2 separate regions of the Homo sapiens genome follow, and region 2 is linked to region 1. Evidence: read pairs that join two places in POLR2A ChIA-PET (ENCODE). Cell type or tissue: OCI-LY7. All regions are shown on one strand. Each heading gives the region's core, and the rest is flanking DNA. Links, peaks and the distances in the headings are about the cores only. Region 1 overlaps RASA3 (RAS p21 protein activator 3). Region 2 has its middle 15 kb from the start of ATP4B.

Region 1 (2,905 bases), core at 150-2,649:
CTTTGGGCTCTGTGACCTTTCACTCCGTCTCCTCCCCTTCCTTAGCAGACCTCTTTCACCAGGACTCTGTCTCTTTCGGCTTCAGCTGCTTCTGACCCAGCTGGAGGCTGAGCCCCGGGGAGGGAGCACATCCCCCGCGGGCTGTGGTCAGACAGCCACCTACTGGGAGCAGACCCAGGAAAACAGATGTTCCGTTTCTATGGGAAGCAGCGTCTGTACCATTTTCTTCCAGGATAACAACTAGACACATTAAGACCCTTTAACTCTCTAAATGAGATTAAATAATCTCATAAATTTGGTAGGAGCTGCCTTCATTCACTCAACACGTGTCAGGTGCCAGCACCGTGCTGGTGATCAGCTGGTGATAAGATGTGGCAGAAAACAGAGGAGTCCAAGGCCACCACACCAGGCCAGCATGGGAGGGATGCAAACAGACAAGCCCCTACAATAGCTCCCGACCTGCCCTGCAGAGAGGGCGTGAGGCAGGGGCACTGGGGGCTTCCTGGAGGAGGCATTGCCTGACCTGCCCTGCAGAGAGGGCATGAGGCAGGGGCACTGGGGGCTTCCTGGAGGAGGCATTGCCTGACCTGAGTTTTGTGAGATGGGGAAGTTGGGGGGAAGCAAATTTTTGGACAGTGGTGTGTAGGTCAGGAAGGAGGAGGCGTCAGCAGCCCTCAACCCGAAGCAGAGAACTGCCCCTGCGTGATCTTCACCTCAGTTTACCAATCAGGAAGTGCAAGCTCAGAGGTTAGGCAGTTTTAGCAACATGATTTTGGTGTCAAGCCTTACATCAGAACTTCGAGCTGAGAGCTCCTGAGCCAGCATCACTGCTGAGGCCCGGAGAAGGGGGGGCAGGGAGGGAGGCCGGGCAGGACGGAGCCCTTCTTGTAAACGCAGGTGACCTGGTGCACGGCTGATGGTGGTTAAATCGGAACTCCAGGTGATAACCACTGTCTCCTGGAGCCTGTGGGTCGGCCTCCTGCTCTGCTGCAAGGGCCCTGCTGGCTGGCGGGGGGCGGTCCCGGAGCCTCGACCCTTCACGCCTTCACTCCGTTTCTGTTCTAAGGAACCCACGGTGCGGAGGTGTCAGGAGGAAGGTAGCAGCGTCTTGACTTTCCACCGTCTGACCCTCCCTGGAGTGCTGGGGCCTGTTCGGGGCCGGCCAGGTTCAGGCTCCACAGACCTCACGCGTTTCACTTCCTGTTGGCAAATAGAGCCTTGAGGTGGGGCCACGGGAGGGCGGCGCTGGCTTCGTCTCCACGGCAGAGGGGACCCTCCCTCCCTCACGGGGTGGCAGGCCCAGAGCAGGCGCAGGTGACGGACATTTAGGTACCCAGAGCCCGGCACCCATCAGGAGCCACTGGGAGAGTCCGGCCGTGGCCGTGAACAGCCTTGGGGCAGGTCTCACCTGGGTCTGCCCCTCCAGGGGCGCCGTGAGTAGGAAATGCTGGCACTCAGGAAGCCAGGCCTGAATCCCGAATCCCGCCTGGCGCCTTCCTGGTTGTGGCCCTTGAGTGGTGTGTGGGTAAGCGCAGAGGGTAGGGCAGCCCGGGGCCTAGGTCCGCATATACCCCCGCCTGGTGGCACCGCGGTCTCAGCGCTTTCTCTCTCGTCTGACTCCAGGTGACCCGGCCCTGTAGCTACAGCAAGAAGTCCCACTTTGACTTTGAGGAGGAAGACGTGGACAAGCTCGAAATCAGGTGAGAAAACCAGGCTCCGCGTCCCCAACTTGGCAGTTTTCACCCAAACTCCTCAGCTCTTTTGTTCTTTGTTACTAAATATAGGGTCATAGATAGAAATGAATTTCCATTTTCTTGGTAATTTTCACAACAGGATGTTAGAAGTTGTAGTTGAAGTGACAGCCTGTGGGTGGTGTTAGGGCTCACCTTGCAATACCTGCGAAGAGGCGAAAGCCAGAGGTCCGCATCCCTCTGGCCGTAAGGCTTCATCCACCTGGAGTGACGGGGGCTGCAGCCGTTCTTAAGGTCTTGTTCTAAGCCCTCCGCCTTCCATGGGTTCAGGCCTCACTCAGAGGTCGCAGGGCCTGGCGGGTCAGCACGACGCCTGGCCCTGACCGAGCAGGACCCACTGGCACTGCTGAAACTCTCGGCTGGGTGGCCTCTGTGGAGACCCTGTCCCCTTTGACTCGAGTGAAACACTCTCACCTGGCGTCCTGGGTTCATGTTTCCTGTGTATGGTCATAGAAGCTGCATCTTCAGCCTTTGCCCATGGAGCCCCCACCGCCCTTTCCTGGCTCCTCAACGCCTCCCACGGGAAACGGGGAAATCGCTTGTGGGTTCACGCAGGTCAGGACGCGATCTCAGGCCCAGGATTTAGAGAGCCCCACGATCCCGCTGACTCAGAGTTCTGGGGAGGGCAGGCGTCAGAATGTGCCCTTCACAAACCCCGGCGGGTTCCCTCCTCCCAGTGAAAATAAGCTGGATTCCTGTTTATTTTTGAACGTAGCCTCTGTTCCTTCTGTACCAACGAATGCCTCCATTCCCTATGAAGAGGCAGATGAGCCTCCCCTGAAGCCCCCGAATCTTCCCATGCTGGACAGAGAAGGAAGGAAACGGCTCCCTCCTGACCCTCCCCAGCCGGCCCTGAGACCCCGAGCCTAGGATGCCCCCGAGCCTGGGATGCCCCCGAGCCTGGGATGTTCCCTGAGCCTGGGATGCCCCCAAGCCTGGGATGTTCCCCGAGCCTGGGATGTTCCCCGAGCCTGGGATGTCCCCGAGCCTGGGATGTCCCTGAGCCTGGGATGCACCTGCTTTCTTTAGGTCATTTTGGAGAATGTGCTGGCCATCAAATCCCTGGTCACCCTCCCTCCCAGGGGCTAACACTGCCCTGGGGGGACCCTTAATGGGACACGTGGAGCCGGTGCGTGGCTCAGGCCCTACGGCTG
Region 2 (2,905 bases), core at 192-2,691, 380 kb after region 1:
CTTCCAGTACTATGTTGAATAGAAAAGGCCAGGGTGGCCATCTCTGCCTTGTTCCTTATCTTAGAGGAAAAACTTTCAGTCTTTCACCTTGATGTTTGTTCTCTTTGAGTTTTTCATATACGGCATTAACTATACTGAAGTAGTTTCCTTCTATTCCTAGTTTGTTCTTTTTGCCATAACAAGATGTTGAATTTTATAAAATACTTTTTGTACATCACTTGCAATGACTACAGCTGAACGCAGTGGCTCACACCTGTAATTCAAGCACTTTGGGGGGCCAAGGTGGGACGATCACTTGAGCCAGGAGTTCAAAACCAGCCTGGGCAACACAGAGACCCTATCTGTGCAAAATCAAAAAATTAGCCTGGCATTGTGGCACACACCTGTAGTTCTAGTTACTTGGGAGCATAAGGTGGGAGTTTGAGCCCAGGAGTTTTAGACTGCAGTGAGCTATGATCACGCCACTGCACTCCACCCTGGGTGACAGAGCAAGACTCCATCCCTAATTTAAAAAAAAAAAAAAGCTGTTAATAAAACATTGAGATGATCATGATTTTTTCTTTCATTCCGTTTATGTGTGCATTACAATGATCAATTTTGTTATGTCAAAATATCTTTGCATTCTAAAAATAAATCCCTAGGTCATGGTGTGCAATCTTCTAAATACGCTGCTAGCATTTACGTTGCATGATCTTTGAAATACGCTGCCAGTATTTTGTTGAGGATTTCTGCATCAGTGCTCCTCAGGCATGTTGGTATTTTGTGCTTGTGGTGTCTTTGGCTTTGATATCAGGGTAGTAATGGTGGCTTCACAGAATCAGAATGTATTCCCACCTCTTCCATTTTTTAGAAAAGCTTGAGGACTGGTAGTTATTCTTCAAATGTTTCGCAGAATTCACCAGGGAAGCCACTAGGTCCAAAGTGAGATTTTAAAGGACTGATTCAATCTCCTTACTAGTCAAAGGTCTATTCAGATTTTTACTTATTTTTATTAAATCTGGGTAGGTTTTGTCTCTAGGAATTTGTCCATTTCATCTAGGTTTTTAAATATGTTGACACACAATTGTTCCTATTATTCTCTCATAATCCTTTTTATTTCTGTAGAGCCAGTAGAAATGTCCCCATTTTCATTTCTGATTTTAGTAATGTCAATCTTTCTTAGTATACCTAACTAAAGGTTTGTCGGTTTTATTGATCTAAACACACTTTTCGGTTTCTTGATTTTCTCCTTTGTTTTTGTTCTCTGATTTTAGCTCTGCTCTAATTTTTATTAAATTGTTTTCCCTCTACTTGCTATGGGTTTAGATTTTTTTCTAGTGTCTGAAACTAAGTGGATTCTTTCAGATTTCCTGCATATAAGATCACATCTTGCAGGGCAGGTCTAGTGGCAGCACACTTCCTCAGCTTTTGTTTATCTGGGAATGTCTTAATTTCGCCCTCACTTTTGAAGGACAGTTTTGTCAGTTGTAGAATTCTTGGTAGTTTATTGTTTTTCTTTTAGCAGTTTGAATATACTGGCCCACTACTTTGTGGCCTCCAGTTTCTGAGGAAAACTCTGTGGATAATTTTATTGGGGGCCCCTTGTATGTGATGAATTGCTCCTACTCTGCTGCTTTCAAGGTCTTCTCTGTCTTTTGAAAGCTTAATTATAATGTGTCTCGGTGTGGATCTCTGAGTTTATCTTCCTTGGAGTTCATGGTGCATCTTGGATGTTTATATTCATGTCTTTTATTAAACTTGGTGCGTTTTCAGCCATTATTATCTTCAAATATTCTCTCTGCCCCTTTCTTTCTCTTCTCCTTCATAGACCCCACAACATGTGCACTGGTCAGCCTGATGGTGTCCTGCAGGGCCCACAGGCTCTGTTCACTTCAATCTTTTCTCTTTTTGCTCCTCAGACTCAGTTATTTCCACTGTCCTGTCTTCAAATTTGCTACTTCTGCCTTTGAATCACTCTGATGAATTTTTCATTTCAGTTGCTGTACTTTTCAGCTACAGAATTTCTTGTTGGTTTTTCAGGTTGTCTGCCTCATTATGATCCTTGCATTTGGTTCTATTTTCATTCTCTTGACTTTCTGCACATGTTCTTTGGCTTCCGTGAGCATCTTTAACACAGTTATTTAAAAGTATTTGTCTAGTGTACCTGCCAACAGATCCTTTTCAAGGACAGTTTGTTTTTATTTTTTTCCCTTTAAATGGGCCATACTTTGCCATTTCTTGGTATGCCTTGTCACTGTTTGTTGAAAACTGGACATCTGAATCTATTACTGTGGTACAACTCTGAAAAGAAGTCTCCTGTTCCCCCGGATTTGCCATTTTTGTTATTGCTGTGTTTATTGCTTTTTTGACAGCTCTAGGCTGTACCTGTGCCATGGTTCAGCCTGAGGTGTAAACGTAAGGTCTTCTCGGGTCTTTTCTGAGCCTCTCCCTGGGCAGCCCCATATATACAACACAGTTGTTTTTATACGTCCTAGTCTTCAATGTCTGGCTCCCAAAAGGGGAAAGAGAAAAATGAAGGAACAGAGGTCGGGGTAGAAAGCTGAAATGGACCAAAATTAACTGCAATGTGCTGACCAAGCCTCCCTTGAAAGCTTTAAGCCTTCAGTAGATTCCGTAGTTACAGAACAGCTGCATCAGGCAGATCCTGCCCGCGAGGTAGACATCTACCTGGGCAGCCAGATTCCTGGTGCTCCCTATTCCACCATCTTCCCAGAATCCTCTCAATCTTATTCTTGTTCTCAAAGTCAAACTTTTAAATTTTGTCTCAATTTTCATTGTGAAAAAAGGCCAAGGAACTTGGCTTATCTTTCTCTGCACCACAGGCACCGAAAAGGAAGGTGCCTCTTTGCCCTGTGTCCACCAAGACCTCCACCCTTGGCCACCTTCCACCTTTTCAGGGTGGGCT

What was found. Peaks named below come from ENCODE experiments on the same cell type or tissue, not always from the same donor. Only the 100,000 strongest peaks of a DNase experiment are listed, where the experiment ranks them.
Region 2: POLR2A ChIA-PET joins it to region 1 with 8 read pairs; 2 of 35 experiments call an interaction of 5 or more read pairs at or near these places.

The regions. Positions count from the first base shown.
Region 1 is chr13:114,023,074-114,025,978 of GRCh38, reverse strand. It overlaps RASA3 (RAS p21 protein activator 3), which reads left to right. Exons shown (of 24, transcript NM_007368.4): 8 at 1,624-1,700. Among named protein-coding and RNA genes, the nearest start is that of C13orf46, 50 kb to the right of the region's middle. RefSeq lists an enhancer at 876-1,715. In OCI-LY7, for the core only: CTCF peaks have their summits at 1,625 and 1,835; DNase peaks (open chromatin) are centred at 848, 1,198, 1,618, 1,858 and 1 weaker place; H3K4me3 peaks cover 2,500 bases; H3K27ac peaks cover 1,946 bases.
Region 2 is chr13:113,641,643-113,644,547 of GRCh38, reverse strand. No RefSeq gene overlaps it. Among named protein-coding and RNA genes, the nearest start is that of ATP4B, 15 kb to the left of the region's middle. In OCI-LY7, for the core only: no CTCF peak of the experiment used is centred there; no DNase peak of the experiment used is centred there.